Regions from separate parts of the Mus musculus genome. Here regions 1, 2, 3, 4 and 5 are each linked to region 6. A link is a loop called in an ENCODE intact Hi-C map of the cell type or tissue named here. Cell type or tissue: heart. All regions are shown on one strand.

Region 1 (5,000 bases), 110 kb after region 6:
TCAGGCCACAGGTGTGAGCAGGAACCAGTGGGAAGACAGTTCTTAACCATTAGTCACACCTCTGAGGACAGACACATCCGCCCTTTTGTTCCAAAGTTGCCTAGTCAGTAAACAACCTAGGAGGATGAAGATGGCGCCTTCCTCTGGAGCAGGGGCACATTTTGGCCCGTTGAGGGGAGGGTAATAAGGCTCTCTCTGTCCAGCAAATGCACGTGTGCTCACAGCTGGCAGGTCATTCAGTATCACGCGTCCCTCTGTGCAGAGTTCTTGGTCTGTGCTGCAGGCTCCTTCACCTCTCTGCCTTATCCCGTTGGGCTTGCAGGCTCCTTCGCCTCTCTGCCTTATCCCGTTGGGCTTGCAGGCTCAGAGACCCAGCATGAGGAGGCCAATGCTGCCTATTTTGTAAATGACACTCTCATCCAGGAGTCTTGTCTTCTTGACCTGAGTCTTGAACCTGTGCCTGGCTAACCTGTCACCTGACCAGAGGGAAACATCTCAGTAGTGAGGGGCATGCAAGTTAAAACAGGTTTGCGCTTTCGTTTCTGAGACAGGGTCTCACTATGTAGCCCTGGCTGTCTTGGAACTCACTATGTAGACCAGACTGGCCTCTAGCTCTCAGAGATCTGCAGGTCTCTGCCTTCCAGCACTGAGATTAAAGGTGTGTGCCACTGTACCCGGGCTTTGTGGTCTTTATTTGATTGCTGTTTGACACAGGGTGTCTTAGTGTCATGTCTTTGCTAGGATAAAGTACCCTGAATAAGACCAAGGAAAAAACCTGGCTTCCAATCCAGGTTGCAGTACAGGACTGAAGGGAGCCAAGGAACCCGAAGCAGCTAATCTGAGACATTAACTCATGTGGACCAAGTCAAGGTCAGGCCGGGCTACAGAGCAAGTACCAGGCAAGCCAGGGCTACCTGTGTAGCCCTTGCCTCAAAAAAAGAAAGAAAAGAAAAAGGAAAAAAAAGCCAACCTGGATCTAGGCAAGCTCTGCTCCAGACTGATCCCATTAACAGTTAACAGTAACCACTGGGTGGAGTCTCACGTATCCCAGGCTGGCCTTGAATACTCTTAAGTAGGCAAGGATGTCCTTGAACTTCTAATCCTCTTGCCTTTCCCTGTACAGATGTATGCTACCATAACTGTGGTACTGGGGGTTGACATAGAGCTTTATGAGTTCGAGGGATGCATGCTACCAACTGAGCTAAATCCCCAGCCCGATGCTCACTCCTGTTGAAAGAATGGCAGAGACAAGAGAGAACTTGGCAGGATGTTCCAGAGTCACTAGGAAGCAGAACCGGAGCGGAAGCCAACCAAGACTTGGGCAATGGCTGGCGAGAAGTGAGCGGAGCTGGGTTTCTGGTGGTTCGGTTCTGTTTTGAAATGAGTGGGCACGTGGGGGCAGGGAGTGCTGCAGCGCAGATCCAAGCATGAATCTGTGTAGAACTTTGGTTGGGTGGAAAGCCAAGCCCGCAAGTGGATTTGTGCTGCTGCTGAGACAGCAGCACAAATTATGACCTGGAGAGCATAAGCTCCTGAGAAACCTGAGGTGTCAGGACAGACTGGATGGGAGGAGTGAGGATGCTTTGGTCCAGGAAGTGTTGCTATGGGACACTGTAAAAAAAAAAAAAACATAGACCTACATCATTAACATGGATGGGGGGCAACTCCCACGGAGGAGGAGAGAGCGAGCATCCCCAGGAAGGGAAGAAACTGTACAGGGTTAAGTAACAGCAATTTTGACAAAGGAAGAGCGCAAAGATTGAAAGGAAAAACTGGAAATCAGGGGCCATCAAAATGGCTCAGCAGATAAAGCCCAAGGTCCCGAGTTCAATTCCTGGGACAAACTTGGTAGAAGGAGAGAACGAGATCTTCTACAAATTACGTGTGCCTGCACATCAACAAGTGTATGGACATGGAGAATAAAACAAAACGTGAAAGCACAAATTCTTAGCTGTGGCCATTAGCACCACGACACTTTCAGCTCGGGAACAAAGGGCAGGATTGATTTGATTGGCTACACTCCAGGGACTCCGTCCTGGCCCACACAAGACTGGGTCGCAGACTGAAGAAGCTGCTCTTATCCACAGACCCAGGGTCTGACACTGGGCAGATACCAATTCGTGAACCCCAATTTTCTCAGCTATCAGACCAGATTAAAGCTTGGGGAGCCGAGGTCCACTCTCCCAGACTATACTGAAGAACACACCACCGATGGCTCACAGACAGAAAGGGCTCTGCTTCCAAAGAGCAGGCCAGTTTCCCCAGCCCCGGGCGATGTTGATGCTCCACCTCTCCCAGTCTCTCCGCCTCTCAGGCCAAGTCTGAGCAGCGCATGGAGAGGCCTGGCTTTTCTGCGTGTTGCCAAACAGAGAGGTAACAACCATCACCGCGGGCTCCCTGCGTGACGTCCTCCATCTCAATGGGTAGTCACCAAATAAACAGATGACAACCTAAGCCCCTTAGTGCACCCCACGGCCGGCGGCTCCCTACCTGAACCCTCCACCTTTAACCCCAAATCCAAGCTAAGGGGTTTCCTTCCATTATTTGAATATACTCTTCTGCAAGTACATAAGGTACAAGAGCCTTAACCCATCAAGTCCTCGGTCCTTGTGAGGGAGCCGGCCAGATTGTTTCACAGCTGCCAGCCACCGGCTTCTGGTCCAGAAACCTGGGGTGGACATCCCTAAGCGCACAGTGCTCAATCAGGGCAGCAGACAGCCTTGTCTCCTCGTGCCCTTCCCACCCTTCACTGCACATGCTTGCCCTGGACGGTGAGAACCGTACATCCCTGCCCGACTCTGGAATAGGTACATCCGGGGTGTGGCTCTCGTTGGAGAGCAGCCTCAGGGGTAGCCGCCATCGAAGTCCCCCGGGGACAGCCCTGGAACAGCGCTCGCGGCTCCAGCCATCCGCAGCTGCACGACGGCCTTAGAGACGCTCAGTCTCTGGAGTTGCTGCGACCTAAGGCCTGGCGAGGACACAGGGGGGAGCTGCAGGACCCGGAGGCGCGCGGCAGCCCGCCCTGGGCAGGGCGGGGCAGAGCAGGGCCGCCGCCTCCGCGGGTCCCACTGGGACGGTCCTCTCCGGCCGGGGGCTCGGTGAGCAGGGCGGCAGACGGGGCGCACCCCGGCCAGGCTCACATGGACCTCCCGCGCCGCTGGCTCTTTCGGATGTTGTTGCTCGTTGCCACCAGCTCTGGGATCCTCCTCATGCTGTACTCCTCGGCGGGGCAGCAGTCCCCTGAGACCCAGGTTCCCGCCAGGTAAGCGCTGCGGGGCGCTGCGCCCAGGGCGCGGGGAGGGCGTGCGCTCCCAGCTCTCCGGACGCCCGCGGACACCCTGGAGCGACTCGAAGCGGCGACGCGCCTTTTGCCGCCTTAATCTCAGGCTGCCTCCCGGACCCTGGGGCCTTTGCTCGGTCCGGAGCACGCTGGCGACCCTGGCGTTTTTGGTGAATTCCGTCCAGGCCTAATTGGGAAGCTCCCTGTTGCCACTTTCTTCCTGGATCCACTTTTAGGGTGGGGACTCAAGTCCCCTGTTTTTCAACTTTGTCCTTCTCTTCAGGTGGCCAGTCTCCTACTGCTTGGCTCACTCCTCACTCTGGACTCTGAGCTCAGGCCTACCTGCACCTGGCTCCCTTTTACCTGGATCTATTATTTGTTTGAGTAGTTAGCTTGATAAGCTCCATCTGGGCATGGCCCTGGGGAAATGCAAACTCCGTCTGGAAACACACAGAACTTGTTTTGAGCCTCCACCTGGCTCACTGAAGGAGCCTCGAGAGGGTTTAGCTTTATTTCGGGGAGGTGACCTAAGCCATACCTAGAATCTGGGCTTGGGCGAGGGGGTCCGGAAAAACGCACAGCGCAGCACGCAGCTTCTGCACACTCCTGAGCAAGCCTTGATGGGATGAGAACAAGTGGGTATCTAGTGTCTGGCTGAAGGACACACATCAGTCGCAAAATAACAAACCACTGAGTCTGGTCCCCTTAGCTGGCAGCGCTGAGGCTGGCAACATCCTAGAAAGGGCCTAACATGACTTCACACGGGAGGTCGGTTACAGTTGGATCACACCTCATCAGAGCTTTTCCTTTTTAAACAATATCGCTATTATTTCTTTTATTTTTGAGGTCATAAGTACTTGGTAGCCCCTTTTCTTTTCCTCCCTCTGAAGTCTCCTATATACTCCTCCTTGATGTTTCAAATTGCTGGCCCCCTTTTAAATTTTTAATTGTTGTTACATGCATATGTATATATGTACATATATGTATATACACACATATATAATGCATATATGTATATGTGAATACATAATATATACACATATACATACACACACATATATGTATGTATGTGTGTATATATATGTGTGTGTATATATATATATATATATATATACATATATATTCCTAAATATAGCCTGCTCAGTCTGTATAATGTAGTTTGTACATATGCTTTCAGGGCTGACCACTTGGTATTGGATAGCCAGCTGGCGTGCCCTCTCCTGTGGAAGACTGCCTCTGCCGCTCTCAGTGTTCTGAAGTTGACTGTAGTTCTTTGTGAAAGGGGTAAAAGCCCCAAGGTGTCTCCCTAGTGCATCTGGCAAAACCTTTTTCCTTCTCAGGAGAACTTTCTTCCTTTCAAAATCTGATTTGAGGGCTGGGGATATAGTTCAGTTGGTAGAGTGTTTGCCTTCCATGGATGAAGTCTTGGGGTTTGGTACCCAGTACTAAAACTAAGACAACAACCCCTGACAACATCTGCTAGGAACTGAAAGCCTGTCCTTTTCCTTGTTTTTGCTGGGGTTTGCTACAGTACAGTAAAACCTGGGTGTGAGGGAGGAAGGGGCAGGTTAGGGTTCAACCTGGCTGTAGGAGGAGGGTAGGTAGTCCAGCAAGGTAAGTGGCTTTCTGAGTATGGCCAGAAGATGAGCATCCTTGTGATCAGGGCCAAGTGACAGTCAGGTAGGAGAGAGGCTGGGCCTGCAGTGTCCAAGGGGGCTCT
Region 2 (5,000 bases), 53 kb after region 6:
CTTGAGCTGGCCAAGCTGAAGAGACAGGGAGCAATCACATAGGTTGGGCTGGTTTGTATAAGCTTTCAGCAAGTCTAGGGTTCAGCAGTTTGCAGTGCATAGGTGACCCGGGATGGAGTCTGTGAGCAAGTGAAAATCTTCTGAGACAAACATAGACTAGGAAAGACATAAAATTTGCCTTGAAATTGGGGAAGGAGAGGCATCCCAAGACCAGGGCAAACCCCATTCTCAGGAGACTCAGGTTGTAGATAACTGGGATCCATTTGACCTGAGACAGGTGGGTCCAAGTTTTATGACTTCTTTGACACCCTGAATCTTACATGAATTTTTCCTTTCCAAAAGGAGATACATTGGCAATGCCATCGTACCGGAATCTACATCGTAGAAAAAGTAGCGAACAGGCGTCTGTAAAAGAGCAGGAGTAGACTCCCACCTTTGAGTCTAAGCAAAAACTATAGCTTTGTGTTAGAAATCATGAACGTTTTCTTTCCCTCTGCAGAGAGCCAGGTACATAGATTGAACAGAGATGTTTCAGCCCATTGAGAAGCATCATTAAGTCTATACTTAGAAGATGACCGAAGGAAATTCAAATTCTTGAGCTTGTGGCCAAATAGGAAGCAGTCGGTTACACTTTAGTGGGAGTTTGTGGTTCTGTTTATTATTTTCCCGTAGACGTTGGGGGTCACTTCTAGGACCTGGACCTCTGTCTGCCACGGTAAGTATAAATATCTTAAATGCCATATTCAGCAGATCTCTGGCAGGCTTGAGGGCTAGTGTCAATCATAGAGGGGCTCCCCTTGGCGTCAGACAACAGAGCAGCAAGGTTGAAGGTAGCCCACTGGTCAGAAGTTATGTTTGGTTGGTTCAAGAGGAGGGCCTGATGCTGAGTCTGCTGTGCACCAGTCATGCAGTGGTCACAGGGGGCTCATGAGTGGGGTCTTTCCCACAGGAGGAGTGGTAGTGATCAAGTTCTGTCCAAAAGTCAATTTATTTGAGTCTTCTGTCAATAAGGCTATGGCTGCAATAATTCTCAGGCAGGCAGGCCAGCTGATAGCCACAGGGTCTAATTCTTTTCAAAGGTAGGCACCTGGCACTGCTATGGCCAAGTGTTTGAGTGACAACCTCTTAGGGGTCCTCCTCCTCTCATCCACAAACCAGTGTAAAAACTTTCTAATGTCAGAAAGTGATACACCTAGCACAGAAAGCAGGGCTTGTTTAATCTGTTTGAAGGCCATTATCTTCAACCTCAGTCCATTGAAAGGTATTATTAGGCCTCAGGGTGACATCAAATAAAGGGTCTGCCTAATTCAGCCAATCCAGGAATCCAGAGCTTACAGTATCCTGCTGACCCCTCAAAACTCCCTGATTTGCCTTTTTGTTGATAGGTTGGGAATTCTCAAGATTGCTTTTTTTTTTTTAAAGATTTCTTTATTTTATGTGAGTACACTGTAGCTGTACAGATGGTTGTGGGCCTTCATGTGGTTGTTCGGAATCGAAATTTTAGGACCTTTACTAGCTCCACTCGGCCCCGCTCGCTCTGGTCAAACTTGCTCACTCTGGCTCAAAGATTTATTTATTATTAAACATAAGTACCCTGTAGCTGAGTTCAGACACACCAGAAGAGGGCATCAGATCTCATTATAGGTGGTTGTGAGCCACCATGTGATTGCTGGGATTTGAACTCAGGGCCTTCAGAAGAGCAATAAGTGTTCTTAGCCGTTGAGCCATCTCGCCAACCCAAGATTTCCTGTTCACATGACATAAACTAGGACTTCCTCCCTTCATGGAATCCCAAGTATGTGGCATTCCGGTTGCAGAGTTGGGCCTTCTTGGTGCACATCCATCAAGTATCTCAGGCATTGGAGAGGTCCTAGGAGCTCTTGAGTGGCCATTGTGCACGTGTCCATGTTGGCTGGCTGCCCTGATGAGGTCATCTGCATATTGGAGTAACATCATCTGGGGAAACATCAGGTGGCACTCATTCAGAGCTACATAGAGAGCCTTATCAAAGATGGTAGAAAAGGTTCTGAAACCCTACAGTAGCCAGATCCATGTCCATTGTCTGCTGAAGCCCTTGCCCAGATCAATCCATTCAAAGGCAAACAGGGGTTGGCTTTTTAGGGCCAGAGGTATAATGAAATAAGCATCTCTTAAGACCAAGACAATGTGTATATGTCAGACAATGATAGCATATTCAACAATGTATATGAGTTAGGGACTGTGGGGTGAATGTCTTCCACACTTGTTGACATCCCTTAAGTCTTGGACTGGCCAGGCATCTTTTGTCCCTGGTTTCCATACAGGAAACAGTGGAGTGTTCCTGCAGGGACCTATAGGAGTCCCAGTTCTCTCAGTCTGTCTATATGAATTATGATTCTTTGTCAGGCTTCCAGGCTCATAGGGTACTGGCACCCCCATATAGGCTCTACCAAAGCCTTGTGTTGAATGAGGACTGAGACCTGTTGCTGGCAAGTCTACGAGGATTGGCTTTGCCTCAGCCCCTGGGGAACCTGTCTAGCAAATAGTCCAATAGGTTATCATATCAGGGAGGGCAGACTGACACGGGGGAGTGGGATTGGAGGTGTCAGGATATTCCTCAGCTAAGGGAAGGGTAGCTCACGTCTCAACTCGGTTGCCCATCCTGTTTTTAATGATCTCATCATTAAAGGCAATCTGAGCCCAAAGTATGTGTAACGAGTCTCTTTCCAAGAGGGTGTTGGGGCATTCAGGGATAACTAGAAAGGAGTGTGAAACAGTACCTTTTTCGAGGTTGACATGGCATTTCCTTGTACTGGGGGTATTGTTTAGCACCAGGCTGCATCTCGTGGCTAGGAGTCACTTTGGTTCCTTCAGTTGGCTTCCATGCCTACCAGAAAGTCCATTGGTTTTTCCTCCACTTTCAAGGTTACCATGGGCTAAGGGAGGGAAGAGATTGAGCCATGACCTACTTGGTCCTTGTCCAATCCTGGGACCTTGATCTCGCTAGAGCTGAGTCATTCTTCCTTCCCGTGTCCTAATTCTTTGCAGTAGACTCATTGGTTTTTCTTGCAGGTGGCCAGTGGCAGCCTTCTCTTGCCATTATCAACGGCCTGTTCCCTTTTAAATCTGAACCTAGGAATGGACCCTCTAGTTCCCAGCCAACATAGCTTGAGCCATGTGTTTCATCTGCCATTCATCTGGGGTGTCCCTGTTATTAAAGACTCTAGCCACAACCTCAGCCAACTTAGACAAGTTTTCTCCTCCAAAGTGCTCCAGTCTTTGAAGTTTCTTTCAGATATCAGGGGCAGACTGGGCCATAAAGGCAGTATTATCAAGGTCAGAATGGGCCATAAAATCAATATTATCAGGAGCAGACTGGGCCAAAAAGGCAGTATTCATGGCCCTCCTGTTTCCTTATGCTTTGGGATCTATCAGGATATAAGTCCACCAGGCTTCCGTGAGGCATTCCAGGGAGATCACAGTCCAAAGGACACTTCTTGGGTTCCTGAATAACCTGACTAACTTTTGGCAAATTTGTAGGCCAGCAGACAGCTGCTTGTAGTACTCCCAAGAGTCTGGTGAAAGACCTTAAAGGGCTGCTTACCTGCTGCCTCATTAGGGTTCCAATCTGGGCATATGAAGGGTGACTGTTGTCACTAGGAAGCAATTTCCTGGCTTCCCAGAAGATGCATTCCCAGGCCTGTGAGGAAAAGAACATCTCAGGAGTTGTTGACAGTCATCCCAAGTTGGCTGATGGGTATAGTCTCCAAGAGAAAAGTTAAACCCTGGAGTTTCTCTGAAAAAGAAGGATTCAGATTCTTTGAGGATAGAGGTCAAGAGGCTGTTTTAAACCATGAAAGGGTCCTCATCTCGGGGCCCATGGGAGGGTCCTCATCTCGGGGCCATGGGGAGTGTCCACACCTTACATAGAGTTAAGGTGGGGACTCTGCCAGAAGTGGTCTTCCTCACTAAGATCTCTTCAATATCTGGAACCGGTCCTGGTGTAATGGGGACTTGGGAAGAAGGAGTTAGAGGTGGAGCTCCACGACAGGGATAGCAGAAGTAGGAAGAGATCCATGAGTCGTGTGAAAGGTTGGGCAATGGAGGGGACAATGTTAGTGAGGAGGTGTGTCCTTGTCCATGGAGGGGAGACCAGGAATCTCCCTCTCATCCCTCTGAGACTTGGGTCTGAGGGGGAGGACTTAAGAGGCGCTGCTCGACTCCAGCAAGAGAGAGTTGAGCCATTCAAGTAGCTCTTCCACAAGACATCACCAAGCCTTGAAGTAGGAGCCTTGGCCAGAATGTCCTTATCATGCAAAGTTGACAGCCTGTGTGCAGTAAACCACAGTTAAATTGAAAGTACCCCCTGGGCACCAGTCTATCCTGAAGGTGGGCCGTTTGAGATGACAGAATGTCACAAGATTGTCAGGGTAGACTTTATTACCAGATGGAGAAGTTTCTTCTAAAATTCCTTAAAATGATGAAGAAGCTCAAGAGAGGACTGGGTGGCGAATTGCTTCTGTTCTGTCTTAGAATCCAGGACCAAGAAGACACAGACAGTGAACAGAGAAATGAATGTAAGACCAGACACTAACAAACACAGAATGTCTAAATGTGACAAAGGGACTGATAGAAGAAACAGACAAACGAGACACCCCCCTCCCCCATCAAAACCAGACTCACCTCCAGTGTTTCCCCTGAAGTTGCCAATTCAAAAAATTGCACTTCTGTATCAGGGCTCTGGATCCTGGACAAACCCCCAAAATGTTGGTGTGCGATGGTGCGGAGAGTCTGGTGAAAATCCAACAACAGGAACACACCAAGTTGTTGTTGTTGTTGTTGTTCTTTAACCAGAGAAACTTTGTTGATTTGAACAGCAAACTGAGCAGTCAGGGATACAACACAGATGCAGCTGCTGCCACTGCAACCCTTACTCTTCTGGGGGAGCAGGTTTTGAACTCAAAAACCACAATCAACGTGTGTAAGACAGCATCATGAGATGGAAACTCACAAGCAGGTGG
Region 3 (5,000 bases), 160 kb after region 6:
TCTCCTCCCCTCCCCTCCCCTCCCCAAGGGTTTGCCTGACTGGCTTGTCCTGGAAAGGGCAAGGATCAGGGCACACACCAAGAGTTCAGGAGATCCCAATGGGATGTTGGCCAGTGTATGTGTCCGGTATATGGGGGTGGGGGTGAGGGGCAGCCTCAGTGTGGAGCCCTAGAATGTCAGCCTCACCTGCTCACTTCAGACAGCAGCCAGGCCACAGGACGGGGGCTGTCCTCACACCCCTCAGCAGACCAGGGCCTCTCTCTCCTGCCCTCCTCTGGGGCCACCTGCTCACCCTCTCCACATAGTCTCCTTAACATTGCTGGGAACCCCGTGTGTACCCCTTGGTCACGTGTACTGTCCTGGAAGATGTCTTACTGCTGTGGCTACCGTGCCTGCGTCCCCTCTGGTCCCACCCTCGCACAGCCTTCCTGTAACTGCCTGTCTTTTGTAGTTTCTGATGTTTGTAACCAGATCCAGCTGTGTCATTAAACCAGGTCTGTTCTTCCTGTCTCTGGCCTCTGCTTGATCTTTTCCTCCTGGACCTGCCGTCACCCCTCTCTCCCCTCAGCAGTTCTAGCTAAGGGTGGTTTCATTGAAAACAGTTCCATTGAGGGAACCCCTTCCCTTGTGCTGGCTCTAGCTGCTCCTGGGTGGGGCACTCTGAGTTGGACTGTCGATTGCTCAGAGGCTAAGAAAAAAAGGGCAGAAGTTGGATTTTATAGGAGCAAGGGATGGGTCTGTCTTACTAAAACTTCAGAGAAGCTAGGACTATCTGGTTTAGAGCTTTCTTGGGAGGTTGAGGCGGGGTGGGGGTGGGGGTGGGGGTAAGTCACAAGTTTAAAGCCAGCCTGAGCCACTTAGTAAGTCCTTATCTCAAAATAAAAAATAAAGAAAGCTGAGGGTCCAGCTCAGGGCAAGAACATTGGCCTGGCCATACCCAGGCCCTAGGTTTAATCTCCAGAAATAAATAAATAAATAAATAGATAAATAAATAAATCAGTGCCTTTTGGATTTTGTCCAGGAAATCTGGCAAGGACAGGGTCAGTGTGGGATAAAGGGAGTGTTGTCAGAGCTGGGCTTGGTAGCACACATGTGTCATCTGAGCACCCACCAGACGGGGAATGGAGGATTACAAGTCAGAGGACAGCCTGGGCTACATGATAAGCCCCTGCCTCAAAAAGGGGTGGGGTGGGAGTACTGTCCAGCTGTCCATGCAGACGGGCCCTGGTCGTGTACACTAGTGACATAGCCAAAAATTAAACCTCAACCTTCTAGGCCTGCGCACAGACATTTCACTCGAGATGCTGAATAGGCCCCGATGCTTCCGGGATCAGCCCTTGGGTACAGCAGAAAAGGAGCCCTGCTGGAATTAACCTTCAACCCTAAGCTCTCAGCCCAGAAACTCTTCCCAAGCCCCGCTGAGCAAGGCCTGTCCATCCCCCCATAGCAATGGTCACAACAGCAGCATCAAGTCTCTGAGGAGAAACCAAGGAGGTCACCATAGGGAGGGGTACAGGAGAACCGGAAACCGCTTCTGCCCCTTGGGAGGGCTTCAGGCTGTCTGAGAGGACTCAGCTAACAAGGGGAAAAGTCTTGTCTCCCAGTTCCTGCACTTGAATGTAGGCCGCTCCTCTCTTCATCTCCTGGGCGCCTGGCACAGCAGAGAACTCGCTGGAAATCCAAAGAATAAATAAATAGCAGTCTTAGAAAGCAACACAAACACACGGGCCAAGAGTGAGCCGGGAACCGGAGGAGGATGCAGGGTGCTGAGAGGGCAGCGCAGGCCAGGCCTTTCCAGAGAGAGAGCATGCCAGACTGGTGGCCTCCGAGTTCACACTCAGTCGGCGGCGCTGCTGTGTGACTCTGGGCAAGAGAGCAAATCTTTCAGAGCTTCCATTTGAAAATAGGAAGCCCGGTGTGGTGATGCTCCCAACACTGGAGAGGCCGAGGAAGAAGGACTACAAAGCAAGACACAATGTTAATTCCTTTAAGCAAAAGTCGGCCTTGCAAGACAGTGGGAGGAGCATGGGGGCGGGGTGCAAGAAAGGTGTTCGGAACGGGGCGGGCTGGCCAGACTCTGAGAACCAGGAGAGCCGAGGACAAACTGAGCCGCTGAGCAGGAATCCCGTGAGAGACACTGGGAGGAGATGGAGAAGGGTGGGGGGTGTACCATGGCAACAAGAAAAGGCCGGGAGCCTCTGAGCCTCCTGATCCCTGAGGTCCAGCCAGAGCTGGTTGGTGGAGTGTCAGCAGGTCAAGATAGAGCGTCATCTCCGAAAAGGCCTCCCCACACAAGTCTTGAGAATGGCGTGGGTGGAAATCTGGAGCTATCCTGGAACCTGCTATTGAGAACTCTCCCTGATCCCTACCTTCTAGAGAGGACGTGCACCATCACCCCCCACGGACCGGGGATGCTGAAGGAATAGGGGGGGGGGGGTGCAGGCGACTCCTGGTTTTAGGCCTGTGCAGGGACGATGCCTGGGCTTTTGTCCTGTGTTCTACAAGTAGTCAGCCTTCTTAGTGAGAGGCAGAGCAACTGGGTCAGCTCCCCCTGGCGAGATCAAGCTGAGAGCCACGGGGGGTGTGGGCATCGAGCGAGCGGGGAGCATCACAAGGAGACTGCCACCTCTTCCCTGACAAAGAGGCCCCCAGTACAGCTCCACAGCGACCCCTGCTGGCACTATCCAGGAACTTCATCCAAGAAAGCATCCATCTCTAGCCCGCCAGCTTCCTGGCTCCACATTACACCATAAGGGAGGCAGCCTTACTGGGACCTGAGATGATGCAGACTCCAAGAGCTTTCCTCAAGCACAGGAATCTCAACACAATGCAATAAAAAGCAGAAGATGCAGAAAAAACAAAAACAAACAAACAAACAAACAAAAAAGGGCTGTGGTGACCCTTGCTTAGAAACGCAGGCAGATCCCTGGGGCTTGCTGACCAGCCTTGCTTAACTGATGAGCCCCAGGTCCCTGGAGGAAGACTGTGTCTCATAACAGAAGTGGGTGACTCCAGAGAGACTATATCTGAGGTTGCCCTCTGTCCTATACACAACAAAAGAAATGAGAGAAGCTGGGGAGAGGGGATGGCGAGGGTGGGGGAGAACACGGAAGCCTATGCAGCACTCGGGGAGGCTGACAAAAGGGGACCACTTTAAACGCAAAAGCAGCCTAGGCTACAGTAAGACCCTGTCTCAAAAAACCAAACAGGAAACTTTGCAGTTGGCTTTTGTCAACTTGACACAAGCTGGAGTCATCTGGGGAGAGCCTGTGGGCAAGCCTGGGTGACATTTTCATGATTAGGGATTGGTGTGGAAGGACCCCGCCCACTGTGAGCAGTGCCATCCGCCTTCAGTCCCAGCTCTTGGGAGGCAGAGGCAGGTGGATTTCTGAGTTCAAGGCCAGCCTGTTCTACAGAGTGAGCTCTAAGACAGACAGGGCTACACAGAGAGACTCTCTATCAAAACAAAACAAAGAAAAAGCAATGAGAAGAAAGCAGACTGAGTAAGCCATGAGGAGCCAGCCAGGAAGCAGCACACTCCACGACCTCTGCATCAGCTCCTGCCTCCAGGTTCCTGCCTTGACTTCCCTTTATTGAACTGTTGGTAGCTTTAATTTTTTTAAATATTTATTTTATTTATTTTATGTATATCAGTATACTTTAGCTGTACTGATGGTTGTGAGCCATCATGTGGTTGCTGGAATTTGAACTCAGGACCTTCAGAAGAACAGTCAGTGCTCTTAACTGCTGAGCCATCTCACCAGCCCTTGATTTCCGTTTATGAAGGATTGAAATAAACCCTTTCCTCCCCAGGTTGATTTGGTCATGATGTTTATCAGAGCAATAGAAAGTCAACTATGGCAGGCGGCCTCACCTTAGGGGCTGGCCAACATAAATAATCCAATGCTGTTCTCCATTGGCACGTTGCCTGTAAACAAGAGGGGATCTGCTGTGCCCCAGGCCTGCCCAGGGCAGGGAGAGTAGAAGTTCTGCTGGGCCTTAACCAAGGTGCCCAGTTTGATGCAACCAGGTCAAAGGGCAGTTTAGGAAGACAGCAACAACAGACTTCAGGCCTGCCTGTGTGGCTTTGGCTTCATGCTCTTCCAGCAGCCTGGGAAGGTGACCTGTGCCTGTTTCACCAACAGCTTCAAGGAGGCCCAGGAGCTCAGCTGGCAACACCTATGGCTGCCACCTTCAGACCTTGCCAAGAACTGAGAGTGGTGCCCAGCAACCTGGCCCATATGCTGGCCTCTCTGCCAGGGCCTCCGTACAGCTGTCCAGCAGAGCCCATATTTCTCTGTTTTCAAGGAAAGGACAGTCTAACACCTCACTCTTCCTCGGTACCCCAATCTCAGTACATCCACTCTGCCCACGTTTAGATGCCACTAAAGTGCATTTTTAGAAAGAGCAGGAGGAAGGAAGAAAGGAAGGAAAGAAGGGAGGGAGGGAGGAAGGGAAGGAGAGAGGAAGGAAGGAAGGAAGGAAGGAAGGAAGGAAGGAAGGAAGGAAGGAAGGGAGAGAGAGAGGGAGGGAGGAAGGGAGGAAGGCAGGAAGGCAGGAAGGCAGGAAGGAAGGAAAAAAGAAAAAGAAAGTGAGAGAGAGAGAGACCTGCATAAGTGTTTGTTTTCTTCTTGGAGACACAACAGCTTTGCAAAGTCATTAAGACCAACAACCAAACATGGTACCTCCTGTTGTCCATGTCCCATGCAGGGCCCGAGGAGGCCAAAAGAGGGCGCTAGATACCCTGGAACTGGAGTACAGACAGGGGTGAGTAGCGGGAACCAAACTGGTTCTTTGCAAGAACAGCAAGTGCTCTTAACCACTGAACCATTTCTCCAGTCCCAGGTGAGGGGCTTTTGTGGCCTGGAATCAAGCCCGTGGTCTCCTCAGTCACAGAGACCCTTACCTGACCGATCCCACTGGAGTCCTCATTCTTCACAGTTTGATTCTCTTCAGCCTCAGCTCTCTCCCCACCACAGGGCAACAACCCCTGACCCATC
Region 4 (5,000 bases), 250 kb after region 6:
AACCATAAAATTATTCCATTGCTACTGCATTTTGCCAGTTAAGAATTAAGATGTGGGCTGCCCTTGGCCATTTCTGGAGCAGGTTAACTGACTTCTGTTTACCCTAAGTTGTGACCAAATACCCTTCAGTAGGACACATTACACCTTCACTGGGAACAGAAAGATCACAGAAAGTTCATAACAGCCAGAGGTCTGGAAGAAGCAATACCTTCCAGGCATGCTTTCTGCATTCATGAATCTGCACCACCTCTGGTTACCTGTACAAGAAGTACACAAGATGAAGCCAGAATGGAAGCAGGGGTGCTCACAGCCCAGGTCCTAGACAAGTTATGGACAGTCGGTGGCTACTGGGAGGCAGGGATGGAGAGTTGGTTTATCTTAAGGGCAGGTCAACCATCTCCAATGAATGGCCCCACACTCAAGAATTTATGGGCAACACAAACTGGGGTCAAATAGTTTGAGGAGGGCGGGATGAACTGTTGGAACTTGGAAGAGGGTAGGGATGGATCTGGGATGAGTTAGGGGAGATGTGAGTGTGACCAGGATACAGTGTATGTATGCAGTGGTAAGCTCATTTAAAGAAGAAAAAGAAGCATGATGTCACTATCTGATAAGTGGCCCTGACCCACAGGTTGCGAAGCTCTGGTTTAGGAGGTGCTTTTCCCGTTCTGACCAAATCCCAGTGGGGAGGAAGACACAAGGTTAGAGGTCATTGTGGTACCTCTGCCAGCTCAGTAGGGCCAGCCTGTCCATGGGCAAGGTGACAGCATGGTGTGTGCCAGGCCTTAGAGACTGTTGGGACTGTCACAGCCGCCTCTCATCCCTGAGGTCTTACAGCTCACCTGTGCCTTTCTACGACTTTCCCAGGCTTTTGCTTCCCTGGGGAAAAGAGTCAACAGGCTGCAGGGCTGTGAGTGGACAGTGCTGTTTCACAGTCGTTCTGCTAGGTCATGAGACCTCTCCCTGCCTGTGTGTGAGTGCTCATCTGCACGTCACTGGAAAGTTCTAGTGTAGTCTTTGGCCACCAGGAATGATCTAAAACAGAGCATTCAGGAACCGAGTCTGCCATAGGAGGGTGAACGCCTCATGTTTCAGTGGGAAGGACCTGCCTCTGCCCCCACAGCCTCGGACCAAGGCTTTCATGGATCGTTTGTACTGCCTTTTCTTACCAGATTTGCAGTTTTAAAAATAGCAGTGCTGAGTGACTCCTTTCTCAGGCGAGTCTGCCTAGCGAGGCAGGATAGTGCGCTTTGTAGAGTGGCTATTGATTGATTAGCTGTCATTTCCCAGCTTTGGGGAGCCTGGCCACAGCAAGTCACTGTCCTGCTTGGGTGGAGCTCCTTGCTTCAGCCTTTCAGGAAGGGTGGTGGCTTGATGCTGCCGAAAGACCATATTATACAGATGAGGGACCAAGCAGGAGGAACACCTGCAAGGAGGTACCTAGGGCTGCCCCAGTGATTGAGACCACATCCTCCCACCAGGGCCACGGTTTACTCATGACCAGGAACCTACCTCTAAAATTGCCCTCTTGTGCAGGAAGCCCTTCCCCCTGGAAGTCTTGAGTGGCCAAACAGTGTCTTCTTGGCACTGGCAGAATCTGATCTTTGCTTCCATGGCAACAGTTCTTGCCTCTGTATCTGTCATTCTCAGCACTTCCCATCCCCCTAGTACTGGCCCACCTGAGCAGTCTCCCAAAGCTGAGGCTTTGAGAGCTTGGCAGCCAGTGCATCTTTCCCAGGCTGAGCCACAGAAGGGGTTGTCAGGGAGTTCTGGGTAGGGCATGGTGTTCATTATTTTAAGCCACCTTGTTTTAACACCTTGACCTATAGGCCAGTCTGTTAAAAACAAATGTCCCAGTGGAGTGTGATAGCACACCCCTGTGATCACAGCACTCAGGAGCCTGAGGTAGGAAGACCATGAATCAAGGTCAGGTGTCTCTGGGCTGTGTGGTGAGGCTTGAAGAAAGAAACAAGAAGGGAATGGATTCCTGATTTGTATGTCAGCGGTGGAGTGTGGCACCCATGATGCTCTGGGTTTGGTCTCCAGGCCTTGGGGGTGGGGTTGAGGGACTACGTGAACATTGCTGTCTTCATCCACATATTCATTCAGTAGGTTTGAAGTGAAAAAATCAGAACTCTAGTTTAATTAGAAATTTTTTCTTTCTTGTTTCTGTCAGTTTTCTTTTTTTCTTTTCTGAAACAGGGTCTCGCTGTGTAGCCTTAGCTGGCTAGGAACTTTATATATGTAGACCAGGATGACCTCAACCTCTGGCTCTGCCTCCCAAATGCTGGGATTGAAGGCATGTGCCACTATATACAATACACTACATGTGTATTGGTGGCTTGCACCATGTGTATGTCTGGGAGAGGCTAGAAGGAGGTGTTGGATCCAGTGGGGCTGGAGTTACAGGCTCCTATCAGTTACCATATGGTTGCTGGGAACTAAACCCTGGGACTCTGGAAGAGCAGCCAGTGGTCCTAACCACTGAGCCATCTCCTGCCCTAGAACAATCTTTAAAGCACTTACTGGGATTCTGATTAGCAGCCACCCTAAACAGCCCCTTCCCCCCAGAGCTCCTTTGGCCACCTCTGGTTTTCACTGCTCCATGACCTCGCTGATGCCAGTCAGAATTCATTACCAAATTCCATTCTCATTTGAAGGGGTCTCCTCTGCTTCCACCAGCTAGTTGCCCTTCAAAAGCAGCGCAACAGCATGTAGCCAGCTATGCGCCATCTTGTGGTTGCTTAATGTAAAATGCAGCATCTTGAAACCGGCCCGAGCTCTCAGGACCTGTATCTTCTGTCACGGTTATGATGCGCTAATGAGATCAGAGCTCATGAGACCCTCTAAAGGTCTGCACTCCCAGGGAAAGGAAGCTTCGTGTGTAATTGTGCAGGAAGCATCATCTTTTGTCCTGGTCTTGGTGCCCTTGTACCAAGGGTCTGTGTTGTACCTGTTCCTCCAGGGTACCACAGCCTGCTGTGTTGTCTCTGGGCTGGACCTGGCTCCGAGGCTTACTTCATTGTGGCTCAGCCCAGCCCTGCACCTCCTATCTCTGAGTGGGACCAGACCTCCCCTTGACGTGCCCAGCTGCAAAGCCCTACTTGTTCTCTTCCCTCCAGCTACTGCCGGGCCTGAGATAGCGCCTGTTTCCTGTCCTGGGCTTGAGTGTTGCTGTTTCTTCCTGTGGCCAAGAGCTTTTTGTAATACTGTTGAGGGGTCTTAGCAGTAACCTCTGAAGACAGACACACATCCACACATTCTGATGTGCTCAGACTCAGCCTCTAGCCATAAGCCATCACTAGGATTGGAACATCCCAGCACATAAAAGGAGGTAGGTAGAGAATGTTAACCACATAAGCTAGAAGGTTGTTAATACTACACAATTCATTGTGGCGTTTACTCATGACTCTCCCTGATAGACTTAAAATCCTTCCAATTTAATAATGCACTGAAGTCATGATACAACCTTGTTAATTTCTGCATCTCATTCCAGCCTTTGTGTTTTCACGAGCATCTGGCTTCTCTAGCTGAGCTGTTAGCTCCTCAAAAGCCTGCCATGGTGCTCTGGGCCCTGAGGGCCATGCTGACTTGCTTGGGGTTCTGTAGGATGTACTCCTCAAACAGACTACTCATGTGGTAAAGCAAAAGCATGGCCTGTGGCAAGAAGAGGTGCCAGGCAGGTGGCCCCCAGGGCGCCTGAAGATTGGAACATAAGCTCTGGGGTTGCACCTGCAAGAGTGCATCCAGCCCAGGACTGTCCTGTCCACAGGGAGACTTCTGGTTTCTAGGATGTGTGCTGGTACCCACTCAGGAGTGGCAGTGCTGTGTCCTCAGCAAAACTCGGTTCTTGTGTGCTCCCCCCGTGCCTGGAATCCCACTTTTCCCTGTTATTTTGCCTCCTGTGGTTTTGTCTCACTCTCCCTGAGAAATAGACAGATCTTGCTTCCAGGTATTCTGAGCACTTTTCAGTTGGTGCTTTTGTTCTGCTCCCTGTCCTGAAGTACTTACTGCTGCCATGTTCTAGAAGAAGTGGAGGTGCAAAGATGGGTCTTTGAAGCCTTAGTGATTCGCCTAAACAATGATGGCACCCCTCAGAAGCCATTTTCGTTAGCTCTGGTGTGTGTTCACCAGTTGTTACCTTGGGATGCCAGCATGCCCTGGCGCTTTCTTCTTATTAGCCTGGAAATAGCAAGTGTGGTGTTTGTACAGCCAGTGATGCTGCTGTGGGCCGAGGTAGGTGGGTTCTTCCACAAAGGGTTGCCTGGAACCAGCTCTGCTCACTGACTCAGCCTGGCCTTCTAGTTCCCTCTCCTCCTGGGTCACATAGCTGCAAGGGATGCAGTCTCAGCTAGTTCCTTAACGTTTCCCTCTCGTTTACTTTTCTGTTTTGTTTTTAGACACAGTCTCTCTGTATAGCAGCATACCCTAACCCCCAACTCATAATCTCTTGTCCCCAACTCCTGAGTGCTGAGATGACAGCTGCACACCACCATCCCTGGCTGCTTTCTGATCTTGCATGCTAGCCTGGCATAGTGTCCCCTTCAGGAAGTGGCTGGAGTCCTGGCCTGTCTCTATGTGGCCTAGCTCTGTCGGGTTGGAGCAGAGGAGCAAAAACAGGGTCCACTGCAAACTGTCTGTGTCTCCACTCATTCCTCTTCCAGGGATGCAGTGAGGGCAGACAGTTTATCAAGCTTCAGTGGGTGAGGCCTGGCTGGTGCTGGGTGCTCCTGCTCCCATGTAAATGAAAGACCTGGTCGTGGATACACCCCTGGGGAATACGGAGAGATGGAGATTTATTGCTCTGAGATTGAAGCCTGGCCACACCTCCCGTCTTGACCTTCACTGGTGTGGCTGGTGGCTCCTGCTCTCCAGACATATATGCTTAGGCCCATTAAAGCCTTTCCTGTGAGGACTGGAGAGCTGAGGACCCAAGTTTTGTTCCCAGTGTTGATGTCATGTGGCTTACAGTTGCCTGTAACTATAGCTCCAGGGACTCT
Region 5 (5,000 bases), 140 kb after region 6:
CAAAAGCATATGGCTGTCTGTTAAGACTGAGGATTAAAAAAACCTATCTCAGGAGGTGCTTAAACATAGCCAGTGCTCTGGTCTTGCTGTGAGAATGGTCATCAAACCGTTTCTCCATGCCTGCTCAAACCTCGAGGACTCTTAATTCCACTCCATACCCGTCTCATCCACTGACCTGGGTGGAAATGTGTGTATTTTAACACTTTTTACGTGTTCTGAGAGATATCCAGGTTTGGAAGCCAGTGATTCTGTGTTACAGAAGACAAGGCTCTGTGCTACTCCCAGGTAGCAGGCCCAAATCTTTACTTAACCCAATTTCTAGGCCAAAAAACAGCTTGGTGGCTAAAGGGGAAACCAAACTCACTCAAGTCAACCAGACACATAGATGCAGTGGCACACGCATATACAAAAGAAACAGAACCCACTCACTGAACGTCAGTTTACTTAGCAGTTGAGTGAGGAACAATTTTGTATTCACCAATGTTAAATGCAGCTTGTGAGAGTGCTGAGTAAGGAGGACCACGCCCTCCTCTGGACAATCAATCCCCAACAACCTCTAACCCCACCCCCACCCCAAACCTAACAACCAACCCTTCCCAGCTACCACAACCCCTGCGACTCTATGAAGCTCTTACCAGGCGCAGGCATCCTGAAGGCCCTTGTGCACCACCACGCCTTTCCATGATGCTTCCTGGAGACAACACCTCCGTCTGAAGGAGTAATAAAGAGATCCCACTTCATTCTAACAGAAGCAACCTTACTGTGGTCATTCTCAAAACAGACCTCAAAACGTCGAGCCTCAGTAAACCATGACTCTTCACAAAAGTGTCATTTCAGACAGGGATAACTTAAATCATCCTCAGCTCAACCAGCAAGAGGCCCCCCAAACCCCCCAGTGCCAACCCAACTCATTTTTGGAAATCCGGTTCTGGCAACCACGTTGAGTTGCAGAACGACACTCTATAGCCCCAAATTACACCGGCACAGACCCTCTTCTGGACTTGTTTGGAACCCTTACCGACACGGGCTGCAGAGGGCTCAACGCGCATTCTTCTGGCTGAACTTGAGAACTATGTCTGAGGCAGATGCCCACCATCTACCTATGCCTTCTGACGGGTGGACCACACCGAGCCCGTTGGCTTTCAGGGATCCAGCCATTACTTCTGAGACGGAACCTGCATCTTGTCTCCCGAGTGCCAAAAGGCAATGCCTTCGGGGAAGGAGAAGTTATGCCGCGTTAGAGCTAACGGCTTTCAGTTTTCAATCCCGTTCATGACAATCTGTAGTTAGCAGGAGTCACTCGTGTTCACTTAAGGCCACCACCCTCAATGGAGACCCCAGGGAAGACAGAGCTGAGCACATGGCTGGCTTTGGGTCACAGAGAGAAGACCGCTCCCCGCCCCAAGAGAAGGGAGATCGAAGACCAAAAAGGGCTTCATCCCGTCCGCATCAAACGTCTCGCAGTCTGGGGAGCATTTCCTTAGACAGCATCTCAGACCTCCTAAGGCCCACAATAGCAAAGGAAAGGGCTGATCGTCGACACGTCACCTCCGGAGAGAGCAAGCGTGTCGACGGTATGTGTAGGAAAAACCTCATCTTCCCTTTTCCACAACTTACCATCACCCAAAGCTTAGGCCTTTCAGGGAGAACACCACAGACCCGCGCGGCCATAACTTCCAAACACGCGGCAGAGGACCTCGGAAAGGACGAGATCGCGCTTGCGCGCAGTCTTCCCGTTTTCCCTCCCCTCCGCAAGTCTCGCCGGAACTCTCGCGATGTCGAGAATGGTTTGATGGGAAATGTAGTTCTAAATCTACCGTTGCCAAGAATGGGTCGTCTCACCTCACATTGAGTGAAGAGAAAGGGGTAAGATGGTGGCAGCCACCAGGGGCAGCAGAGGGTTCGGGGTAAGGAGCTTGGACTGTGAACTTCGGCGGTCCCCCGCTAAGTCTGGGGAGGTGGAGAATGTTCGAGGGTTCAGGGACCGTTGAGGAAACTGAGGCTCGTTAATTGTGCTGCAGATTTTTATCTGGGGTGGAGAAATGTCACTTGGCTTAGTTCCTTAGTGAAGTCCAGGGAGAGTCCCAGGGAATGGGCAGAAGCTTTTAAGATGGGGGCGAGAGCGGGTTCCGGCGGCAGGGGGCACTCGAGAGCTGCAGGGGCGACCGTCAGTAGCAGCAGCAGCAGCCCCAGGTATTCGCCTGCCTGTGGCACTGTTCTCACAGGGAAGATACAATGAAATCGGCGCTGAGGACTAGCCGGTATAAGTTGGAGATAAAAACCATTTTAATAGAGGGGTTTAGTGTGAGGATTAGGAGAAAGAGAAGCGCTCAAGAAGAATGCATACCCAGGGTGGGAACTGGCTCAAGGAGAGTTGCAATTGATTGTGTTAGCCATGTATAATTCTAGTAGCTCGTGAGTTACATCTTAAAAGGTTGCTAGGAGACACCCCCTCCCCACTTTCTTGCTATCTTGGTAAGTGAAATAAGTGTGCTGGCCCCAGAGAAGCGTTGGATGGAACTGTAGGCACAAGTCGCTAGGGGTTGCATGGGGGTGGGGGTGGTGTAATTGGTGAGGGTCGCTGAAAAATTGTAGTTTAATATCTGGGAAGGGCAAAAGGGCCTTCAGCAGTTGGTAATTATGCCAGAATTCTTGTTTCTCTGTTGGCAAGAGACTTGACAGGATTCCTGAATGAGGGACCCTCTTCCTCTATCGTGGGCGTGTTTTCCATGTCTTTCGATCCTGCCTCGTTCGTTTAGAGTATCATTTTGCATGGGGCATCTTGACTTCATTTTTAAATAGGACAAAATGGCAAGGCAGGGCCAGAACTTATACCTATTTACAAGCTAGTTTAAATTTACAAGATCTAGAGCCTTTTATTCACAACCCTCGCCCGGTCCTCCAGTCCTCCTCAAATGGAACTCTGTAGCATTTAGCCTGTATCATCTTTTTAATGTGGAAATCTGTTACTCACTCTTAATGACCATATCCGTGTATATTTCTCTCCTTTAATTTAATTGTGAGTCCTTTTGGGGGGAGGGAACTCTCTTAATATTTTTTTTATTCCCTCATAGTGCTGGGCTTAGTGTTGGGCTGTGTCTTTCTCACAGAATGTCCCAAGGAGATAATCAATAATGTATTCAGCAAGAACACAGGCCCTTGAATTTTCTATCTTACCCTTGAAGACAGACTATTTTGTTGAGTTCTGACAGGAAGGATGCATTTTCTCTCGGCACATTAAGTTCTTTCATGTGAGACTTGCAGGGGGAATTCTCAAGAATTTGCCCAAAGCCGCTTGTGAAACTCGTGGGCACGTGACCTTCGGCAGACAAGATAATAATGGTAGTTAGCACATGACGAATTGGATTCGCTAGGTGGCTGCTCACTGTCTCAGGTTCTTTAACCCTCGCTATCTATGAAGCCCTGGGACTATCCCATCTGGCAGATGAGAAGACACGTGTCAAGAGGGGAGGGGAGGGGCTGGTTAAAGCCTCAGTGGTGCCTGACTTGGTTTGATCTCAGCCCGCAGAGTTTATGCTTTTATCATTCGGTTGCTAATGCGCTGAGCGAGTTGACCTACTACATAAGAGCTTTTCTTCCAGGGGGACAAGTAGGGCGGAGGAGGATTTGTGTCTTTAAAAATTGACGTGTGGGTATGAACATGTATGCAGGTGCACATGTATGAGAGTAGGTGGGTGCATGTAGAGGTCAGACATCAACTTTGGGTGCCTTTCTCAGTCACTCTCCACTTTAGGTGTGAAGTCCAAGTCTCTCACTAACCCTAGAGCTTGTGGATTGGCCAGACAGACTGACCAGTGAGCTCCAGGGATCCCCTGTGTCTCCACTTTCCCAGAGCTCAGACAACAGACACTGTTCCCACCTTCTGCTGCTGCTCTGTTTACTTATGCAGTGTGTTGGCGTGGGGGTCGCCTGCGTGTACAGTCTGTGCACCACGTGTGTGCCTGGTGCCCACGGGGGCCAGAAGAGGGTGTCAGATTACCCCTGGGACTAGAGTCACAGTTGTAAGGTGCCATTTGGTTTCTGTGACTAGGACCTGAGCCCCGTAGAAGAGCAAACGCTCTCAGCCACTGAGCTATCTCTCTAGCCCCTCACCTGGCTTCTTAGTGAGCACCAGGGATCTGGCCTCGTGTCCCCTTCTTGGGCAGCAGGTGCTTTACCAATTGAGCGATGTCCCCAGCTGCATTTTTCTGTCTTTCCAGAGGTGGTTGGAGGCTAATAAAGTAACATTGACACAAGGATGCTGGCCACCTGCTTTGTTGGTTTGAGCCACGCGGTGGCAGAGTGGAGGAGGAGACTCTGTAGGAGCCTTTTGGTGTCTGGCTTTGGGATCTCCTGCTGTCTCAGGGCTCCAGGCTAATTGCCACTCAGTGTGCAGAGAGGCCACTATTCTGCCTGTAGGTCTCTGTGTGGGTTTCACACCTGGAAGGGCACACTTTCCCCTGCACAACTCAGTTATACGTCGTGGAACAGCCACAGACACACGGCCAGTAAGAGTACCACCAGCAGCTGGGCAGTGGCCGCCCAAGAGGCTGGAGCAAACTCCAAAGGCCTTGTGCCTGAGCAGGCCCGAGGTACGACTGTGTGTGTGGGCAGTCCAGAAATAACTGGAAAAGCCTCAAAGGCCGCATCAGAATCCCTGAATGAGCAGCCAAGGTCAGAGCTGCTCAGAATGAAGTGCTAATGCTACTGTGATCTCACTTGTGCCCCGTGCGGCTGAGATCCGGTGCAGCTGAGCCGTGTGTACAGTGGAATCCCATAACCATTCTACGAGATCTACAAGTGCAGACTACAGCTATCAGGTGAAGCACCACAGTCCAGCGCTAAGTGTGGGAAACAGGCAAGCTGGCTATCAACCCAAGGCTCAGAGTTAGTCAGCTGGCCTTGTGGGCAGGGGAAGTCACTGACAGGATTTGAGAAAGATGTGGTTTCTGAAACCCGTAGCAAGAAAGCAGTCTTTACAGTATTGATGCTCCCTTCTT
Region 6 (5,000 bases):
ATCCTCCCTGAGCCCCGGGCTGCTATGGGGATGTGCATACATCTTGTGAGGTGCCCGATGTGGCTTTGTCTCACCCAGAGGAGAGGCAGTTGGCTGTACAATGCAGGACAGAAACCCCGAGAAGGCCTGCACTCCCTCCCATGGTGCAGGGCTGTTGATCTTCAGAGCTGGGCCTGCAGACCAAGGCTAGGGCCTCCTGTGGTCCACCCCATGCTGGTGTTAATCCAGAGGGCAGACAGGGTCATTTTTCTGAGGCTGTTTTGGAACTCCAGCGTCAGAGCTGAGGTGTTGCCACAGATCCAGCCCTGGCTGGAGAGGAGAGAGAGGGCAGGACACCCTGCCATCCTAAAGACCCCTGGGGATGGGAGCTTGGCAGCACCATGGCCCCATTCTATCCACTCAGGTTAATGCACTGTAGGCCTTGAGGGGCTGTCATACAGGAAAGCAGTTAGATCTCGAGTTTGGGGTCTGCCACTGTCCCCTGTCAGAGCTGAGGCCAAGAAATGAAAAGGCAAAGTCGCTTCTATGTCATTTACAAAGACAGCAGACTCCCCACTGCCTGAGGACCTTCTTCTCCAAGTCTTTGGGAGTCTCTAGACCACCCATGACTCGCTCTGCTGTTGACACTCAAGGCTGTTCTGTGAGCTGCAGAGTGTGCCAAGGAGCTGCTCCGAGTGAAGAAGGAGTCCCTGACTCGCCCTCTGCACAGAGAAGTCCTCACTGTGTGCAGGAGGGACTGGTTGAGGTCCCAGCAGGGCCTGAGTTCATTTCATTCCATTGCCCCAACCCAGCATGCTTCCTGTGGCTCTCCCACGCCCATCTCACCTGACATCTGCTTGCTCCCTCCCAGCCCTGCACGCAGGCCCAGCCGGAGGGGCATCCCCTGACCACACCTCTGTGCCACATCTGATGCTGGGGGTTGCAGAGGCTGCTCAGGTTGGCTTCACCCTTCTGTCTCTGGCTTTTAGAAAAACGATAGCTACATGACAGATCTGGACCCAACGGGATTTGGGGAACGGCTCTAGAACTGTCCCCTGAAAAATAGCACCAGTGTATTTGCTAGCTCAGAGAACAAAGGTGCCTGCTGCCAACCCTGCTCAGGCCTGCCGCCCTGAGTCTGAGCCTCAGACTAGTTCGATAAAAGGGGAGAACCAAGTGGTATGGATTGTCCCCCAAGTTCCACATGCACACAAAACAAATACAAATGTAATTGATAATAATAATAATAATGAAACCGTTCATCTACATTACCATCAAACTAATGAACCACTCTCTCAAGCTGGCAGGCTGCCCGTCAGACCTGTCCCTACCAGCACAATGCCTCTTTCTGCTTCTAGGCTGATAAACAGGCAAGCAAGCACCTTGTTAGCAGGTAAATGGTGCACTCTCTCCCTCTCACTTTGAATCATTAGCTGGGCCACCGCAGCTGCGCCTAGGGCCCAGCTCTGCGGCAGCGCTCTGCTCTGTTCTCCTCAGGCTTGATCACACTCCTCAGGGAGCAGCACTGAGCAAGCTGGATGCCCCAAATGGGTTCTCCTACCATCCCAACTGAGACTTTCTGCCCCTGGATCTGCTCAGACAAAACTCCTGTCCAGAGCCTGGGAAGTGAGAAGGCAGTAACCGCTTAAATCTCTGCTGCTCTGCACGCTAACCTTTTTAAATTCCCTCTGGGTGGGCACGCACACTCCTCCCCTGCTCCCCACATTGGCTCTGACCCTGCCGCTCTCCGAAGCTTCCCTCAGTGTGCCTGGGCTCATTGGATGGCAGACTTTTGCTCTCCCAGGCCAAGAAGCCTGGCTGGCTTTGCTTTTTAGCAGGATATCCCACCTGCTGGTCCCAGAGAGAGAGAGGAACCCAGCTTGTACACTAAGCTTGTGCTGCCAGCCCGGGCCAGGCCCCTCACTGCTGTGCCTGACTGTCTGTAGGTCTGTTATCTTTTCACTCATGGAAATAGACAGGACCCAAGAAGAGGGTTTTGTATGACATGTTAGGGCAGTTAGAAAAGTGGGGACCCCCACCCCCAGCCTTACCTTAAGAGTTCAGGCTCTTCCTGCATAACGGCTGAAAGCATGCAATAACTCCAGCTTCCAGGAGAGGGCGCCAAAGGCACACAATCAGACCTCGGGCCTTCAGAGAGTCAGAGAGTTGGCCAGGCTTTTGGCCCTTCTGGGGAACCTGCAGGGTTAGGTTCAGAGCCCTCACAGCAGACGAAGACCCAGGCAGCAGGAAGCAAAAAAAAAAAAAAAAAAAAAAAAATTATCTAAGGCAATAGGAATTCCATCAGTGTGACCACACAGCCAAGGCTTAGCAAGCTCACTGAACATCGTCTCTGTTTCTCAGAAGCTGAAAGTGGCAGAGGGACAGCTGGCTTTGGCTGTGGGGGGGGACTAACAGAGCTGTGTCCCTGCAACATATGAGGAGCAAACTGCTGGTCTAAGAAAGCAGCAGAGCCTACCATGGCCTCTGCAATTCCAAACATCTTCCTTCTCGTCCCTGTGCCCACCCTCCTGTCCTGTGCTGCTTCTGAAATCGACTGAACAAAATACATGATCTCTCTCTCCCTGTTTCTCTTTACAGAACTGAAGAATAATGAAGGTGTCCTTAGCCTCTTCCTGAAAGCTTTCCTTCCTTTTGACATCCTAAAAGCTTGAGAGATTTAAAAAAAAAACAAAAACACCCCCCCCCCCCCGAGGAGCCAATGCAGGCTGGGGTGCGTCCCTGGGCTAGCAAGATCCTGGGCATGGCCTTGTCTCTGTCCTCCTCAGAGGAGGAAGCTTGCCAGCAGTATGGGCTCAGGCTTTGAGCTTTTCTTACCAGCCATGTTTGCTCCCCACAGCCTTTGTGCCCCCCCCCCACACCCTGTTCCCACAATCCCTCTGTGTTTTTGTTCTCACTGAAGCCAAACCACCAGATTTGAGAAGTAATAGACAAAGGAAGTGAAGTCCACTGGTACTCACGGGTGGTCACCCACACTCACACACACACACACACACACACACACACACACACTCACACACACACACACACACACACACACACACACACACACACTCACACACACTCACACACACACACACACTCACACACACACACTCACACACACACACTCACACACACACACACACACACACACACACACACACATGTGGGGCTGGGGCACTTTCCTCTCAGGCCGGAATGACTCATGTCAGGCATTAGCTTTAATAGGGCCTCCGTTTTGTGCTCCCACCCCCACCACAGGAGTCTCGGGTCCAACCCTCTCAATACTAAGAAGCCTTCCCAGTAGTGTTCTTACCGGCTCAGCCCAGTCTCCACTTCTGCGTGCAGAAGCAATGACAGTATTAGCCTCCAGGAGACTTCTGGGCCGTGCATTTTCTAAGTTTTTTTTTTTTCTAGATGGCTTAGAACCTCAGCAGATACTCACTCACCGTTCCCAGGTTAGGTTTTTTTAGAATTTTATATTTGATAGTATTTATACCAAATGACTTGGAAGTCATAGACTTGTTGGTGAAAACGTTTTTTTCTAAAGCACTAGTTTTTTTTTGTTTTTTTTTGTTTTTTTTTTAAGAAGACTTCCTATTTAACAGAAGCCTGGAAAATGTCCAGCATCAACTCCTAAGCCGTGTATTCCCGACGGTCTCCTCCCTGATAACTCGGGTTCCGGGCTTAGGGCTGAACAGACGACAAAGCAGCTGTACACACACAAACTGTGCACACACACACACTGCCTTAGCTAGACACAGAGCCACATGACCAACAGTCACACTCAACTGTCCCTAAACAGCAATAGCCAAGTCCCTGCCTATGCTGGGATCTCCTCCACATAGAATAGCGATTTCCTCTGGATATGGTTAGCTAGGCTTGTGTGGAACCTGAGCATGGCTTGTGGGCAGCAAGGCCCTGGCACTGCTGGCGGCTTGGCTCCCTGTGTTCAGCCTGTGTTCAGGCCAATAAACATCGAGTAGAGAACCTTGGTTACCGTGTGTTTCTTCAGTTTGCTTTTTTTCTTTCTTTTCTTTTTTTTTTTTAAATCTTTAGAAACAATGGGCATAAGTTTAAGCCTTCCCTCATTTTGATGTCTTGGACAATCCCAGCAGAGTATGGAGCCCTATGCACACCTGATTGAAAATACACATCCCAGGGCTGGAGACATGGCTCTTGGGCCCAGAGCATTTGTTCTTGCAGAGGAGATGGGCTCAGTTCCCAGCATCCAGATGATGATTCACAGCCATCCGTAATTCTAGCCTCAGGGGATCCAGTTCCCTCTTCTGACCTCCGAGGGCCCCAGGCAAACACATGATACATATACATGCGTGTAGGTGAAACTCCCATACACATAAAAATAAGGATAAATAAATAAATGCCATGGCCCTATAAGTAGGGGGTACTGGTAGCATCAGCTGTGATCGCAGTATCTGCAGGCAGATTTTACGTAGCGAATTCCAGGCTAGCAAAGTCTACATAGTTAGACCCTGTCTCAACAACCCTGCCTCCAAAATGAACTCTAAAAATTAATAATGGTAATAATAATAATAATAACAATTATTATTATTATTATAAATACACAGCCATCATGGCTGCCAAAACCTTACGGACATTCATTAAGGGACTGTGCTAACCATGCACCTGACAGTGATTTCATCCACGGCTCTGGGGGGGCATCCTCTCTGTTCACCATACCCATTCTTCACATAGTAGGGTTCAGAGTGCAGCCTACATGGCCCCTCTTCCGTTTACAGCAGAACTGATGACAGACCTAGTTTGTCCAGAGAAAGGAGGGTAGGAATCGGGACATCTGTTAATCCAACTGCTAGAAGCCACTGTGGACAGAAAACCATTGATTGAGTGGAGGGTGGAGGGTGGAGGTGAGAACTCACAGCAGAAGGAATGTCATTGAAAGCACAAGAGCCTGGCACACTAGCATGCTGGCACCTGCCTTTGATCCCGGCACTCCAGAGGCAGAAGCAGAGGCAGAGGCAGGTGATCTCTGCAAGTTTGAG

The links. A loop is a pair of places that touch in the nucleus more often than their neighbours do. Peaks named below come from ENCODE experiments on the same cell type or tissue, not always from the same donor. Only the 100,000 strongest peaks of a DNase experiment are listed, where the experiment ranks them.
Region 1: it touches region 6 in a loop (2.5-fold over the local background); 10 of 42 quality-filtered maps call a loop at or near these places.
Region 2: a loop joins it to region 6, with 2.0 times the contacts of the local background. A loop is called at or near these places in 3 of 42 quality-filtered maps.
Region 3: a loop joins it to region 6, with 8 times the contacts of the local background. A loop is called at or near these places in 39 of 42 quality-filtered maps.
Region 4: it touches region 6 in a loop (2.2-fold over the local background); 3 of 42 quality-filtered maps call a loop at or near these places.
Region 5: it touches region 6 in a loop (3-fold over the local background); 14 of 42 quality-filtered maps call a loop at or near these places.

What each region holds. Positions count from the first base shown.
Region 1 is chr11:116,692,699-116,697,698 of GRCm38, reverse strand. It overlaps St6galnac2 (ST6 (alpha-N-acetyl-neuraminyl-2,3-beta-galactosyl-1,3)-N-acetylgalactosaminide alpha-2,6-sialyltransferase 2), which reads left to right and starts at 3,039. Exons shown (of 9, transcript NM_009180.3): 1 at 3,039-3,262. The coding sequence starts at 3,141. In heart, a CTCF peak has its summit at 2,970 (motif pointing right); DNase peaks (open chromatin) are centred at 2,188 and 2,938; H3K4me3 peaks cover 1,455 bases; H3K27ac peaks cover 724 bases; H3K27me3 peaks cover 4,650 bases.
Region 2 is chr11:116,752,249-116,757,248 of GRCm38, reverse strand. BC018473 (cDNA sequence BC018473) reads right to left here. Exons shown (of 4, transcript NR_003364.1): 1 at 4,663-5,000; 2 at 3,584-3,679; 3 at 2,760-2,915; 4 at 1-1,956. Among named protein-coding and RNA genes, the nearest start is that of BC018473, 2.6 kb to the right of the region's middle. In heart, no CTCF peak of the experiment used is centred here; a DNase peak (open chromatin) is centred at 1,918.
Region 3 is chr11:116,641,105-116,646,104 of GRCm38, reverse strand. It overlaps Cygb (cytoglobin), which reads left to right. Exons shown (of 4, transcript NM_030206.4): 4 at 1-510. Among named protein-coding and RNA genes, the nearest start is that of Cygb, 11 kb to the left of the region's middle. In heart, CTCF peaks have their summits at 2,680 (motif pointing left) and 4,732 (motif pointing right); DNase peaks (open chromatin) are centred at 194, 1,364, 2,144, 2,614 and 3 weaker places; H3K4me3 peaks cover 1,019 bases; H3K27ac peaks cover 1,549 bases.
Region 4 is chr11:116,552,415-116,557,414 of GRCm38, reverse strand. All of the region lies in intron 1 of Ube2o (ubiquitin-conjugating enzyme E2O), which reads left to right. Among named protein-coding and RNA genes, the nearest start is that of Sphk1, 22 kb to the right of the region's middle. In heart, a CTCF peak has its summit at 2,740 (motif pointing left); a DNase peak (open chromatin) is centred at 894; H3K4me3 peaks cover 991 bases; H3K27ac peaks cover 2,614 bases.
Region 5 is chr11:116,668,374-116,673,373 of GRCm38, reverse strand. Prcd (photoreceptor disc component) reads right to left here. Exons shown (of 5, transcript NM_001163318.1): 5 at 4,985-5,000. It overlaps Snhg16 (small nucleolar RNA host gene 16), which reads right to left and starts at 1,714. Exons shown (of 5, transcript NR_027821.1): 1 at 1,618-1,714; 2 at 1,019-1,210; 3 at 636-710. It overlaps Snord1c (small nucleolar RNA, C/D box 1C), which reads right to left and starts at 869; the gene lies at 792-869. In heart, CTCF peaks have their summits at 2,040 and 4,285; DNase peaks (open chromatin) are centred at 1,133, 1,783 and 4,793; H3K4me3 peaks cover 2,451 bases; H3K27ac peaks cover 2,778 bases; H3K27me3 peaks cover 602 bases.
Region 6 is chr11:116,805,546-116,810,545 of GRCm38, reverse strand. All of the region lies in intron 3 of Mxra7 (matrix-remodelling associated 7), which reads left to right. Among named protein-coding and RNA genes, the nearest start is that of Mxra7, 20 kb to the left of the region's middle. In heart, CTCF peaks have their summits at 2,084 (motif pointing right) and 3,336; DNase peaks (open chromatin) are centred at 2,155, 3,225, 3,685, 4,215 and 2 weaker places; H3K27ac peaks cover 1,398 bases; H3K27me3 peaks cover 954 bases.